Regions from separate parts of the Homo sapiens genome. Here region 2 is linked to region 1. Evidence: chromatin loops called from intact Hi-C (ENCODE). Cell type or tissue: PC-3. All regions are shown on one strand.

Evidence for each region. A loop is a pair of places that touch in the nucleus more often than their neighbours do. Peaks named below come from ENCODE experiments on the same cell type or tissue, not always from the same donor. Only the 100,000 strongest peaks of a DNase experiment are listed, where the experiment ranks them.
Region 2: it touches region 1 in a loop (12-fold over the local background); 32 of 110 quality-filtered maps call a loop at or near these places.

Annotation. Positions count from the first base shown.
Region 1 is chrX:130,326,693-130,334,692 of GRCh38, forward strand. It overlaps the pseudogene LOC112268303. Among named protein-coding and RNA genes, the nearest start is that of SLC25A14, 9.2 kb to the right of the region's middle. In PC-3, CTCF peaks have their summits at 4,135 (motif pointing right) and 4,335; a DNase peak (open chromatin) is centred at 3,679; H3K4me3 peaks cover 507 bases.
Region 2 is chrX:130,921,732-130,929,731 of GRCh38, forward strand. No RefSeq gene overlaps it. Among named protein-coding and RNA genes, the nearest start is that of ENOX2, 23 kb to the left of the region's middle. In PC-3, no CTCF peak of the experiment used is centred here; no DNase peak of the experiment used is centred here.

The DNA of each region.
Region 1 (8,000 bases):
TCTCTTCTATTTTCTGGAAGATTTCATATAGAATTGTAATTATTTCTTCATTAAATGTTTGGGAAAATTTGCCAGTGAAGTCTGGGACCAAAGTTTTCTTTGCGAGAAGGTTTTTAAACTACAAATTAATATTTGACTATTGTGATTATTGATTTATTCTTGAATGAACTTTGGCACTTTTTGTATTTTAGGAAATGTGTACATTTGTCAATTTCACCAACATCGTCAAATTTTATTGGCATACAGTTTTTTCTATGATTTGAATATTTGTCCTCCCCAAAACTGATGTTGAAATTTAATCCCCAATTTGGCAGTATCGAGAGGTGGGTCCTTTAAGAGTTCTTTATGTATTCGAGATACTAAACCATTATCATATATATAATTTGCAAATATTCCCTCCCATTCTGTGAGTTGTTTTTTCACTTTCTTGGTAGTGTCCTTTGAGGTCCATTTAAAAAAATTGATAAAGTTTAATTTATCTATTTTTTCTTTTTTATTTATTGTTTATAATATTCCCTTATTATCCTTTTGATGTCTGGAGGATCCATGGTGATATCTCCTTTCTTATTTCTGATATTGGTAATTTGCATCTTCTTTCTTTCTCCTGATCATTCTGGATACAGATTTTTACATTTTATTGGTCTTTTCAAAGAACCAACTTTTGATTTAATTGCTTTATCTCTGTTTTTTCCTATTTCCTATTTTATTGATTTTTTCCCCTTACCATTATTATTTCCTTTCTTCTGCTTACTTTAAGTTAAATTTGTTATTTTTTTTTTGTTTCGTTTTTTGTTTGTTTCTTAAGAGCAAAGCTGAGGTCATTGATTTGCGGGCTTTCAGCTTTTCTAATATAGGGATTTAGTGATTTGAATACTCTTCTGAGTACTGCTTGAGCTGCATCCCACAGCTTTAATTATGTTGCTTTTTCATTTTTCTTTTAGTTTACAATACTTTATAGTTCCCCTTTCAATTTCTTGTAGCAGTGAACTTCAGGGACATGTGTGGAATATCTGTGCCCAGTGAAGGCTGTTTCAAGTCTCAAGGTCTGAGGCTCTGATGGAATGCTTAGTCATATATGCACAACTGGCCATGGCAATTGAAACTCAGGAGGCTGGGCGCGGTGGCTCATGCCTGTAATCCCAGCACTTTGGGAGGCCGAGGCTGGCAGATCACTTGAGGTCAGGGGTTCGAGACCAGCCCGGCCAACATGGTGAAACCCTGTCTCTGTTAAAAATACAAAAATTAGCCAGGCGTGTTGGCATGTCCCTGTAATCCTAGATGCTCGGGAGGCTGAGGCAGGAGAATCACTTGAGCCCAGGAGGCAGAGGTTGCAGTGAGCCGAGACTGTGCCACTGATTGTGGTCAGGACTCCAACAACGAAACCAGGTTCACATACATCAATCTTGATGTTTGGGCAAAGCAACCCTAACAAGATGCCATGGCATGGTGCGTTACTCCAGGTGTACAGAACAAAACAGTCAATCCATCAGTGACCTAAAGAACATGCTGAAGGCTACATTCCCAAGGGGTGGCTTGGAGACATGCAAGGAGTAAGCCACCAAACATACTGTGTTAACTCCTTCTTCACAACAACCAAACAGAAGAATTCTCTATTGCTAACCACTGCCACTCTGAGGTACAGGTTAGATATGGGAGTAAGGGATGGTTAGGGATTGGGCACCATTTGGTCTACTATTACACAAAACCAGGAGTCACTTGTTTTAATGGAAGTTACTCTTTTTTTTTCATTTAAAAATATAAAGACTGGACACCTCTGCTTTGTGTGGGCTTGCTTTCCCCCGATCACGTCAACCTTTCCAGCTCTTGGAACAGAATCCAAAGTCCTTAGCATAATACACAGAGCCCCACCTGATCTCCCCACCCCCGGGGGACTCCCTGCCTTCATCTCCCACTGCCTTCCCCCTTCATGGCTCTGCTCCAGCCATGCTGGCGAACACACACCAGGCCCCTGCCTGCTTCAGGTCTTTGCCTGGAGTGTTCTTAGAAATCCTCATCACTGTCCCCTCATCTCCTGCATGCCTCTGCTCAAAGATCACTCCATTGGAGGCCTCCTGGCCACTGTAGCTAAAACAGCTGCCCCTGCCATTCTCTGCGCCCTTTCCTCACACCTGACAATATATCGTTAACCTGAATATTTAATTATTTTTTACCTGCTCCTCCTCCAACTCCCAATGAGACTGTCTGCACCATGGGGGCAGGGACTGTTTCTGGTTCGCTGGGAGGTCCTGAAGCCTAGCACCATGCCTGGCACAAAGCTGGGGCTCAGTAAGAGCCTAATGAATGAATGAATTAGATATAGATAGACAGTAGGTGGAGGGGAAGAAGGAGGGTATTTGGAACACAGTAAGATATTTTATTTTCAGCTCTAGGCTATAGAGGAAATGCTCAACTAAATTCTTAACTTTTCTCTCAGGACTTAAGTTTCAAATGTTATATTTAATACCATAAAATTTATTTTATAAAGATGATTTGGTTTCCTCTTAGAGGCTAACCTTGTCTAATAAGTTTTTTCTTTCTTTCTTTTTCCCTGATGACAAGTCACACATTTATAGAAGAAAATTTAAATGATGCAGAAAGGAATAAAGTAGAAAGTGAAAAGTCTACTAGACTGGAGGTTAGGGATAGCTGTGTCAGCAGGGCTTATCAAAATGTCCCTGTGGATAAAATGGCCACATCAAACGGTCCTGCTCTGCTGTTTATGTTCTTTGCCTATTTTTAAAGGAAAATATCTTTGAGTGTTTGTACACTTAGAATCCAAAGTCCTTAGCATGATACACAGAGCCCCATCTGATCTCCCCACCCCTGGTACCTCCCTGATCTCATCTCTCACTGCCCTCCCCTCCCCTTTAATGTACTGTGAGCTTTACAAGTTTCTTTTTAAAAAAAACTTACAAGTTTCTTTTAACTTGTAAAGCTCACTGTATATTAAAGACAATAGCCTTTTGTCCATCAAATATGTAATCTTTTTTTTTTTTTTTTTTTTTTGAGACAGAGTCTTGCTCTGTCGCCCAGGCTGGAGTGCAGTGGTGTGATCTCAGCTCACTGGAACCTCCGCCTCCCGGGTTCAAGTGATTCTCCTTCCCTTCCTCCCGAGTAGCTGGGATTACAGGTGTGTGCCACCATGCACAGCTAATTTTTGTATTTTTAGTAGAGACGGGGTTTTGCCATGTTGGCCAGACTGGTCTCGAACTCCTGACCTCAGTTGATCTGCCTGCCTCAGCCTCCCAAAGTGCTAGGATTACAGGCGTGAGCCACCGTGCCCTGCCTTTTTTTTTTTCCTCCAATTTATTGCTTTTCGTCTAACTTGGTGGTGTTTTCTGCTGTTCAGAAGTGATTTTTCATTGAGTGGTCAGTTTTATTAATCCTTTGCTTTTACTGTCTCTACCTTTTGTAGTGTGCTTAGAAAGGTCTTGCTCACCCCAGGGTTATAATAATACTGTTCACCTACATCTTCTTCTGGTACTTGTCATGGTTTGATTTTATTCTGTCATGTTTAAATTTTAAGGCACGCCCCTTTTTGGTGATAATAGACAGGTATTGAGTGCTTATGATGTGTCAGGCTCTGTTCCAGGTGCCTTATGTGAATCAGCTCATTTGAATGCTCAGTAAGTCCAGAGATAGGTCTGGTAGATCCTTGTTTTCACAGGTGAGGAAACTTGAAGACAGGGTGATTGGATACTTATGCAAGACCACACAGCTGGCGAAACCTGTTCTGTCAAATGCTAAAGGCTACATAGGGTTGTTGTAAGGATTAGAGTTGTTGTACGTAAAGTCTCTGGAATATAGTAGGCAGTCTATAGATGGTAGGTTTTATTAATTATTATTACATAGCTCCCATAAGCATAATTTCTGACGGCTGCATATTATTTGGAAAATTGTGTATTTCAAAGTAAGTACATTTCTAAAATATTATTCCTTTAAAAGCATGTTTAGAATTCCATGGGAACAAACAAAACTTTTATTTGAAGAAACAATTGTCATAAAAAGAAATCCCAGAAAGATTGCATTAACGTGTGTTTCACTGGGCAATGGGATTTTGTGTGTGTGTGTGTGTGTGTGTTGTGTGTGTTTAAATCTTTGTTGGCAGAGCAGAGCGGCTGGCCGCTAGAGGTCTCTGATGCCCGAGGAGCTGTCAGTGGCGTGCTGGAGAGAGCAAGGGATCACTAACACCTGAGACGGACTACAGACCAGCACGTGCCAGAGGTGGAAGTCCAAGTTAAACGCAAAAGGACCACCTCCTGAGAACCAAGAATGTCAGTTATACCCGAGGCTTCTCAGCAGCAGCAAGCACCTGTGGTGAATTTCCAGGCTGAACTGAGACAAGCATTCTTAACTGAGACATCAAGAAGTGGTTAAAGCCGTATTGGAACAGCAAGGAATCTGATTCCAAGGAAAAACCAGTCAATGTAATAAAGATGTAATCTGTAATTTTTCAATGTGATGTAGATTCATTTAGTCTGTCTTTTTATGTTTGCTGCTTTCATTTTTTAGGAAAAGGCTATTACAAGGTTGATTTTGATTTATTACTTTTTTTTTTTCCTTTGGGATTTTTCTTTTTTTCGACTTTAAGATTAGAATGCTCTCATTTCTGAGGGTTTACTATTTACTTTTTATAAAATAAGAGCAGAGAGGAAGGCGGTTTATTGATAAATTCTCTTCTAGCTTTTCTTTATGTCTTTTTGCAATATTACCCCTCAACTTGAATTAATTAGGCCAATTTATGCCACCATTTTGAGTTTAAATCCAAGGAGACAAACAGGAAATTTCTGAGAAATTCTCCTTTGTTGAATCATTTATACCCAACATTTTCAGTTTTTTTTGTTTGTTTGTTTGTTTTTTGTTTTTTTTGTTTTGAGACAGGGTCTCACTCAGTCACCCAGGCTGGAGTACAGTGGCTTGATCTCGACTCACCTCAGCCTCCGCCTCCTGGGTTCAAGTGATTCTCCTGCCTCAGCCTCCCAAGTAGCTGGGATTACAGGTGCATGCCACCATGCCTAGCTAATTTTTGTACTTTTAGTAGATATGGAGTTTTGTCATGTTGCCGAGGCTGGTATTGAACTCCTGACCTCAGGTGATCTGCCTGCCTTGGCCTCCCAAAGTGCTGGGATTACAGGCGTGATCCACTGCACCTGGCCAGTATCCAACATTTTCTAGTAATTGCATGGGCTTGGTTGCAAGCAGATGGTGGAATCTGATCATTGTCCCAAGCTCTTCCCCAAGAGTAAGACAATTTTTCATTGAATAGGTGGGTACGTTTGATTTTTTTTAACCTAGAAATTCTTTAGCTTATCAGTTCAGTTCACACATTCTTGTAAATTTCTAAGTATAATATTTAAATCATACATTATGGTCTGCAAGTAGGACCATTTAATTTTCTGATATTTAATTATATCCTATTTTATTCTAGTCTCAACTGCTAGTTCTACCTAAACAATACTAGTTTAGGATTTCTTTAGAGCAGCGGTTGGTAACATATCTGGCCTGAAATTTTATTGGAACACAACCATGTTCACTTATTACATGTGATCTGTGGTTGCATTGGTGCTACAGTGGCAACTTTGAGTAGTTGTGACTGATCGAATGACAGGTACAGCCTAGAATATTTAATGTCTTGCCATTTAAAAGAAAAAAATGGCTGAACTTTGTTTTAGAGTAGCAGATTTAAAGAAGAAAACACCAGTGAGGCTACCGATAACGTTATAGAAGGTGATGAATAAAGGATTATAGACGTTTATATGAAGTATACATTACAGGGTAGAGAATCAGATGAATTTTTTGGGTAAGGGATGACTCGAAGAATCATGTTAAAACTTGCTATATAGGTAGATGGGTAGTTTTTAAAGACATTTAAACAATTGGTACCCTTTTTCATTATGAAAATATAAGGCACATGATAGCCAGGAAAAATAGATAAATAAACCATTATGTTATGAATATCAGTTCAATTTTTGTTTGGTACCTAAAAATTTACTAGGATATGCATCAAATTGGATACTTACCCAATTGAGATGCAAGGTGTAAATATTAGTAATATTAGCATGACTTTTAAATGTTTTGTTACATTGTTTTCTAAAAGCATCACTAGAAATATGGATTGCCACTAAAAATTAATAGACCATTAGTTTCTTAGGACCATTCTTTTTATTCTGTTTTTTTTTTGTTAAATAAATATTTCCAATAAAGGAAAAAAGTTGTCTATATTTCAGTTTTCATAAAACAGAATGTTTAAACATTTTTTCTGATCAGAAAAGTAGCCACAAAAACTGCTATATTTTTAAAAGGCTGTGATGAAACAATGCTGCCACTCTGGAAAACAGTTTGGCAGTTCTTTAAACAGTTGAACATAGAATTACCATATGATCCAGCAATTGCTCTCCTAGGTATATACCCCTAAAAATCGAAAGCAAAGACTCAAACAGATTCTTGTACACCAGTGTTCATAACATGTATAGTAGCCAAAATGTGGAAACAACCCAAATATTATCTATAGAAAGAGTAGATAAACAAAACGTGCTCTGTACATATAATGGAATATGACTCAGCCTTAATAAGGAGATTCTGATACAGGGCACAACGTAGATGAACCTTGAAAACATTATGTTAATCGAAATAGGCCAGACACGAACGGACAAATGTTGTATGATTTCACTTAAATGAGGTACCAAGAATAGGCAAATTCATAGAGAAAGTAGAATAGTAGTGACCAAGGGCTGGGAGAGGGGAGAGGGGAAGTGATTAATAGGCTTCTGTTTGGGAAAATGAAACATTTCTGGAAATAGATAATGGTGATGGTTGCACAACATTGGGAATGTACTTAATGCCATAGAATTGTATGCTTAAAAATGGTTAAAATGGTAAATTTTATGTAATGTCCTTTTTTTTTTTTTTTTTGAGACAGGGTCTCACTCTGTTGCCCAGATTGGAGTGCAGTGGCACGATCTCAGATCACTGCAACCTCCGCCTCCCAGGTTCGAGTGATTCTCCTGCCTCAGCCTTCTGAGTAGCTGCAACTACAGACATGCACCACCATTCCTGGCTAATTTTGTAGTTTTAGTAAAGATGGGGTTTCACCATGTTGGTCAGGCTGGTCTTGAACTCCTGACCTTAAGTGATCCACTTGCCTCGGCCTCCCAAAGTGCTGGGATTACAGGTATGAGCCACTGCTCCTGGCTGTAATGTACATTTTTCTATAGTGAAACAACAATGGGCAAGGTGTGGTGGCTCATGCCTGTAATCCCAGCACTTTAGGAGACCAAGGCAGATGGATCACCTGAGGTCAGGAGTTCGAGACCAGCCTGGCCAACATTGTGAAACCCTGTCTCTACTAAAAATACAAAAATTAGCCTGACATGGTGGCACACGCTTGTAATCCCAGCTACTCAGGAGGCTGAGGCAGGAGAATCGCTTGAACCTGGGAGGTGGAAGTTACAGTGAGCTGAGATCACGCCACTGGGCTCCAGCCTGGGTGATGGAGTGATACTCTGTCTCAAAAAAATGAAAAATTAAAAAAAAAACAACAACAACGATAACAAAAGGAGCCAAAATTACCCTCTATCTCATAGACTGCTGGGCTTACGTGAGATAATTTGCATGAAGTGCTTAGCACAGTGCCAGGATCATAGGGAATACTCAGTAAAGGAAAGATAAATGTTTTTCTAATAATGTAGAACTATTTAACTATAGAATGACCTTCTTTGGGGGTGGAATAGTGAGCTCCCTGCTACTGGAAGCGTTTAACAGGGGGCAGAACAGACTTCTTAAAGTTTCATATGCAAAGAAATCATCTGGACATAGTGTTAAAATGGAGATTCTTATTTAAATAGAGTCTGGCTGAGGCCTGAGAGTCTACATTTTTAGCAAGGTCCAGGTGATATTGATGTTGCCAGTTGAGTGCACTTGAGTAGCAGGAGGCTAGATGATTCCTTAGGGGGATGCTGGAGAAGCTATGTGATAATTCATCAGATGGAGCAATGAGATAG
Region 2 (8,000 bases), 600 kb after region 1:
TCTCTCGATACCTCCCCTTCCTTCCTCTTCCTCCTTTTTCTCTTCCTCCTTAATTTTCTTGGCTATTCTAAGTTTGTTGATTTTTCATACATGATTTTACATTGCCTTATCAATTTTTTGAAAGCTGCTGAGATTTTGAATAGTATTTTCATGAGTGCATACATCAAATTTGGAAGAATTGACATCTTTAATGATATTAAGTCTTCCTTCCATGAACCTGGCATATTAAATTTATTTAGGTCTTCTTCAGTTTCCTTGGCAGTATTTTGTAGTTTTCACTGTACAGATCTTATAAAAAATTTTGTAAAATTTATCCCTAATTGTTTTCTCTGTTTACATGCTGTTGTAAATAGAATTATCTTCTTAACATCATTTTTCATTTTTTTCATTGCTACTATACAGAAATATAATTGATATTTGTATATTGCCCTATTGTCCAGTGACCTTGCTAAATTCACCTATTAGTTCTAGTAGCTTTTTGGTAGGTTCCTTGAAATTTTCTGTGAGCATAATCATGTTGTTTGCAAATAAACAGTTTTAATTTATTCCTTTTGAATCTGTATTCCTTTTATCTCTTCTTCTTGCCTTATGGTGCTGACTAGGACTCCCAGTACAATGTTGAATAAAAGTGGTGGGAGTGGACATCATTGCCTTGTTGCTGATATTAGGGGGGAAGTATTCGATCTTTCACCATTGACTATGATGCTAGTTTTAGGTTTCATGTAATGTCCTTGATATAGTTTGGCTGTGTCCCCACCAAAACTCATCTTGAATTGCAGTTCCCATAATCTCCATGTGTCATGGGAGGGACCGGTTGGGAGGTAATTGAATCATTGGGGCAGCTTCCCTCTTGCTATTCTCATGACAGTGAGTAAGTTCTCGTGAGATCTGATCGTTTTATAAGGGGCTTCCCCCTTCGCTAGGCTCTCATTCTTCTCTCTCCTGCTGCTTTGTGAAGAAGGACATGTCTGCTTCCTCTTCCACCGTGATTGTAAGTTTTCTGAGGCCTCCCCAGCCCTGAGGAATTGTGAGTCAATTAAACCTCTTTCCTTTGTAAATTACCCAGTCTCAGGTTTGTTCTTATAGCAGCATGAGAACGGACTAATACAGTCCTCAATCAGGTTGAAGAAGTTGTATTCTATTCCTAATTGCTGAGATATGAATGCTGAATTTTATCAAGTGTGTTTTCTGCAAATGCTGAGATCATCATATAGATGTTCTCCTTTATTCCATTAATATGGCAAATTGCATTGATTTTCAAATGTTAAAGAATCTTTTATTAATGGGACAAACCCTACTTTGTCATAATATGTTATACTTTATATATATTGTTACTAAAGTACTAAATTCTGACTTTAAAAATTTTTTCAATTGTACATAAACTAACTTACTTACTTTCTCTCTCTCTCTCTCTCTCTCTCTCTCTCTCTCTCTTTTGAGACAGGGTCTTGCTCTGTCACCCATGCTGGAGTGCAGTGGTGTGATCATGGCTCACTGTGCAGCCTCAACCTCCACAGGTTCAGGTAATCCTCCCACCTCAACACCCCGAGTAGCTGGGACTATAGGCATATGCCACCATGCCTGGCTAATTTTTGTATTTTTTGTAGAGGTGGGGTTTCACCATGTTGCCCATGCTGTCTTGAACTCCTGAGCTCAAGTGATCCGCCTGCCTCAGCCTCCCAAAGTGCTGTGAATATGGGTGTGAGCCTTTAGTAAAAAGACAAAGACTTTCAAATTAGATTTTAAAAACACAACTCTGTGCTCCTTAAAAGAGACCCTTTGCCTAAAGCATGCAGGAAAGTCAAATATAAAATAGTGGAAAAAGGTGTCTGGCCTGTACATAAGCTTTCTATTGCAATGTTTTCTGTCCTTGTTATCATTTCCTTTCTTATATTTTCTTTAGGTTAATTTGTTTTACTAGCTTTTTGAGCAGGAAGATTAGATCGTTGATGTTCAACTTTTTTCATTTTAGTTCATGCATTTAAAACTTTAATCTTCCTACTGAAAACTGATCTAGCTGAATCTTACACTTTGATAGTTTATGTCAAAATAGATTATTCAATTCAAAATATTTTCAGCTTTCCACTGTATTTTTTTGACCTATCAATTATTTATAAGGTATTGCTTCATTTTCAAACAATTGAAGGTTTGGGGATATTTATTTAATATTGGTTTCTAGTTAATTTTCATTTTGGTTACAGAGCCTCTCCTATATTACTTCAGTCTTAACAATTTGTTGAAACTTGCTTCATCACTCAACATATGGTCTTTTTTGGGAAATGTTCTGTGAGCTCTCGAATATAGTGTGTTTTCTGCTATTTTTGCAAATGGTATTCTATGTATGTCGATTAGGTCGACTTCATCTGTTGTGTTGTTTATATCTTTATATAAGTACTGACTTTCTGCATTTTCTGATTTACTTTGAGAAATGTGTTAATTTTTCATACTACAGTTGTAGATTTGTCTATTTCTGCTTTGTTACATGAACTTATGTGTTATGTATTTAAAAATGTGAAATTTGGGGGGAGGGGGGAGGGATAGCATTGGGAGATATACCTAATGCTAGATGACGAGTTAGTGGGTGCAGCGCACCAGCATGGCACATGTATACATATGTAACTAACCTGCACAATGTGCACATGTACCCTAAAACTTAAAGTATAATAAAAAAAATGTGAAATTGTGTGCACAAACATTTATGATTTTTACATCTCCCTGTTGAGGTTGTATTATGCCCCTACGAACTAGTGATTTTTGTATCTTCCATTTAATTCTTTCTTAATCTTTGAATTCTGTTGTTGAATTCCTTTGCCATTATGAAATATCCTTCTTTCCGTAAGTATACTTTGAGTCATAATAATATAGCTATATCAACTTTCTTCTAGTTATTGCTTACATGGTGTGTATCTTTTCCCGCTCTTTTATATTTGACTTTCTTCCATGCTTTAGGCAAAGTGTCTCTTTTAAAGAGCACAGAGTTGTGTTTTTAAAATCTAACTTGAAAATCTTTGTCTTTTTACTAAATTGCTTATTCCATTTGCATTTCTAAATGTGTTGACTATAACTTATATATAATAAAGTGCACAAGTCTTAAGTGTGCAGCTTCATGAATGTTTATACATGTAAACACCTCGTAACCATGGCCGGACCAAGATATAGAATATTTTCAGCATCTAGCAGGCTCATTTTGCCCCTTCCCAGTTATCCTCATAGAAGACTACTATTCTGACTTCTATCATCATAAATTAGTTTTGTCAATTTTTAGTGTAATACTCACGGAATGACACAGTATGTACTCTTTAGTTCTACTTCTTTCATTCAATATATTTCAGTTAGATTCATCAATGTTGTTGCGTGTGCTAGTAGTCTATTTTTAATTTTTGTGTAGTATTCCATTATATGAATTTAACATTTATTCCATCTACTGTTAATGGAATTTTTGTTGTTTTCAGTTTGAGACTATTATGAATAAAATCAATGGGAACACTCTGTACATATCATTTTTAAATACATGTACTCATTTATCTTGGAAAATATATCTAGATATATAGCAAAATATATCTATTATTGCATCATAGGGCAGGCATATGGGTTATTTAAGTATTCTGTCAAATGTTTTTCCAACATAGTTAAAATTTTACTCACACCAGCAATGTATAAAAGTTCCAGGTGCACCACTTCCATGTTGACACTTACTATTGTCAGTATTTTTAATTTAAGTCATTCTTATGGTCATGTAGTTGTAACTCATTGGTGGACTTAAATTTACCTAATAATCATTGATGTTGAGCACTTTTTCAAATGCCCTATTGGCCATTTGGATATCTTTTTTTTTGAGAAATGCCTTTCAAGTATTTAGCTCATTGTTAAAAAAAATCAAGTTTATTGAATTATAAGTTACATAAAATAAAATGCACTAAGTTAAAGTGTACAGTTTGATGAATTTTGACAAATTTATTCACCTATGTAACCAACACAATTAAAATATAGGACATTTCCATCACTACCTCACCCCAAATTCCCTTGTGCCCCTGTGCAGTCAGTTCTTTCACCCCTAACTCCAGACAATCATTGATCTGTTTTTTTGTTATACTTTTCTTGTTCCAGAATTGCATATAAATGAAATTATATAGTTTGCACCCCTTTGTTTCTTACTTCTTTCACTCAGCAGAGTGTTTTTGAGATTTATCCATTTTGTTGCATGTTCCAGTAGTACATTCCTTTTAATTGCTGAATAGCATTCCATTGCATGGATATACAGAACATTGTGTATTCATTCACCTGTTGATAAACATTTGGGTTGTTTACAGTAAAAAACTGTTATGAATAAAGGTGCTATGACATTTGTGTACAAGTATTTGTGTATATATGTATGCTTCCATTTATATATATTTATATATATGCTTCCATATATATATATAAATGGAATATTTATATGGAAAATGGAAAATATATATGAAAAATATATATAAGGGAAGCATATATATATATATACACACAAATACTTGTGTGTAAATGTCATAGCACCTTTATTCATATCAGTAAAAAACTAGAAACAACCAAAATGTTTATCAACAGGTGAATGAATAAACAATGTATAAATATATATATATGCTTACATATACATATATACACACACATATATATATGTACACATATATATATACACACATATATACATATGCTTCCATTTCTTTTGGATAAATATGTTGGAGTTTAATTGCTGAGTTATATCATAAGTATATGTTTAACTTTGTAAAATGTTCTCAAACTTTTTTCCAAAGTGGTTATACGACTTAACATTCCCTTTATTGATGAGATTACTTGTGTTTTCATATCCTTGTCACCAGCAGTCTTTTTTTTTTTTTTTTTTTTTTTTGGAGACGGAGTCTTGCTCTGTTGCCCAGGCTGGAGTGCAGTGGCGTGATCTCAGCTCACTGCAACCCCTGCCTCCCAGGTTCAAGCAATTCTCCTGCCTCAGCCTCCCGAGTAGCTGGGACTACAGGCACACACTGCCATGCCCAGCTAATTTTTTCTATTTTAGTAGAGATGGGGTTTCACCATTGTTGCCCATGCTGGTCTCGAACTCCTGAGCTCAGGCAATCCACCTGCCTTGGCCTTCCAAAGTGCTAGGATTACAGGCGTGAGCCACCGCGCCTGGCCAACTAGCAGTCTTTTAATTTTTCTGAGCATTGAGCATTTTTTCATATGTTTATTTACCATCCAAATTATCCTTTTGTGATGTCTGTTAAAATATTTTGCCTATTTTATTGTTATAAGAGATCTTTATGTATTTTGTGTACAATTCCTTTATCAGATATTTGACTTTTATATACTTGCTCCTAATCTGTGATTTGCCATTTAACTTTCTTTTTTCATTTCATTTCATTTTATTTTTAACTGACAAATAGTAATTGTACATATTCATGTGGTACATAGTCATGTTTTGATAAATATAGTATATCATGATCAGTTTAGGGTAATTAGCATATCTATCATCTTCAACATTTATCATTTCTTTGTGTTGGGAACATTCAATATCTTTCTTTTAGCTATTTGAAACTATATAATAGTTTGAAACTATATAATATGCTGTTGTTAACTGCAGTCATCCTATAGCAGTATAGAACACTAAAACTTATTCTTTCTATCTAGCTATAATTTTGTATTCCTTAACAATCTCTCCCCATCTCTCCATTTCCCCCTACCCTTCTCAGCTTCTAGTACCCTCTGTTCTACTTTTTACTTCTATGAGATCAATTTTTTTTTAGCTTCCCCATATGAGTAAGAACCGGCAGTGTTGACCTTTGCGTTCCTGGCTTATTTCACTTAACATAATGTTCTCCAGTTCCATCCATGCTGCTGTGAATGACAGAATTCTTTTCAATGGCTGAATATTCTATTGCATATATATATATATATACACACACCACATTTTCTTTATCCATTCATCTGTCGTTAGACACCTAGGTTGATTCCATACCTTGGCTATTATGAATAGTGTTATAATAAACACAGGAGTGCAGATATTTTCTTGAATATACTGATTTATTTTCTTTTGGATAAATTCCCAGTAGTGAGATTGCTGGATCATATGGTAATTCTATTTGTACTTTTTTGAGGAACCTCTATAATATTCTTCATAGTGGCTGTACTAGTTTACATTCCCACGAACAGTATATAAGAGTTCCCTTTCCTCTACTTTCTCACCAGCATTTGTTATTTTTTTGTCTCTTTGATGATAGCCATCCTAACTGGTATGAGATGATACCTCATTGTGGTTACGATTTGCATTTCTATGATGATTAGTGATGTTGAGGATTTTTTCATATATTTGTTGGCCCAATGTTTTTAGCTTCTTTCAAAGAGAAAATAATTTTGTGAAAGTCCAATTTATTGTACTAGGAACAACTACATATGTAATGCTTTTAGTACATATCTGTAAATATCTGACATAAATTATAACCTTATATCCTAAAACCACTCATCCTGATAGAGTCTATTTTCTTCATTTTACTAAAGGGAAAACAAGGTTCAGAAGTATTAAGTGACTTGTTAGCAATGTAAGAATGGCTTGATTTTTTTAAAAAAAAGTATTAAGTGACTTGCTTGAGGCTGCACCCAGAGGTACCAGAGTTGGTATTCAAACCCCATCCATCCAAATGGCCCCAGAACCAGAACTTCTTGCACTACATGACACTGCCCTCTACTATCTGCATCCTCTGACCACCTCTTTACAACAGATGAGACAAAAGGGTGGAGCATTATGTTGCTCAACCTCAGCTGGAAACATGTATTTTGGACAACTCAATATTTTCACCCTACACATATTAGATAAAGTAGACTTCAAAGCAAAAAACAAATACCAAAGGGAGACATATAGTGATAAAATAGCTAATACACCAAGACGACAAAGCAATCCTAAATGTGCCTGCATGAAACAACAAAGCTGCAAAATACATGAAGCAAAAACTGATAGAACTGAAAGGAGAAGCAGACAAATCCACAATTATAGTTGGAGATTTCAGCATCCCTGTCTCAATAACTGTAGAACAGTTAGACAGAAAATCCATAAGGATATAGAATAGCTCAGCAGCACCATAGCCTGTTAGTTGAATCTAATTGGCATTTATAGGACATCCCATCCAAAAGCAGAATACACATTCTTTTCAAGTGTTCATGGAACATACACCAAGATAGACAATATTCTGTGCCATAAGACAAACCTCAACAAAATTTTAAAGTTGAAATCATTACAGACCATGTCTTACAACTATAATGAAAAAAAAAAAACGTAGAAATTAGTAGCAATAACATGAAACTCTCTAAACTCTAGGAAAGTAAACAACACACTTAAATCATCCATGAGCCAAAGGGAAAGTTGCAAACAACATTTTATAAAAATACAAAATACAAAAAATACATTGAATTGATCTAAAATGAAAATACACCATATGAAAATGTGTGGAGCACAGCTAAAACAGGTCTGAGAGTGAAATATATAGCACTAAATGCATGCATTAGAAAAGAGGAAATATTGCAAATCTATAATCTAAATTCTCACCTCAAATAATAAAGGAGAGCAAAATGTACCTAAAGCAAGTGGAATAAAGGAAATAATAAAGACAAGAACAGAAACCAGTGATATTGAAAACAGAAAAGCAATAATAAAAATCGATGAAACAAAGAGCTTGCTCTTTTAAAAGATCAGTAATAGTGACAAACCTTTAGCAATACTGACAAAAACAAAATAAAAAAAACAGGCCGGGCTCGGTGGCTCACGCCTGTAATCCCAGCACTTTGGGAGGCCGGGGTGGGTGGATCACTTGAGCCCAGGGGTTTGAGACCAGCCTGGGCAACATGGCAAAACCCCATCTCTACAAAAAGTACAAAAAATTAGTCAGACATGGTGGAGCATGCCTGTAGTCCCAGCTACTCAGGAGGCTAAGGTGGGAGAATCACCTGAGCCCAGGAGGTCAAGGCTGTAGTAAACCATGATC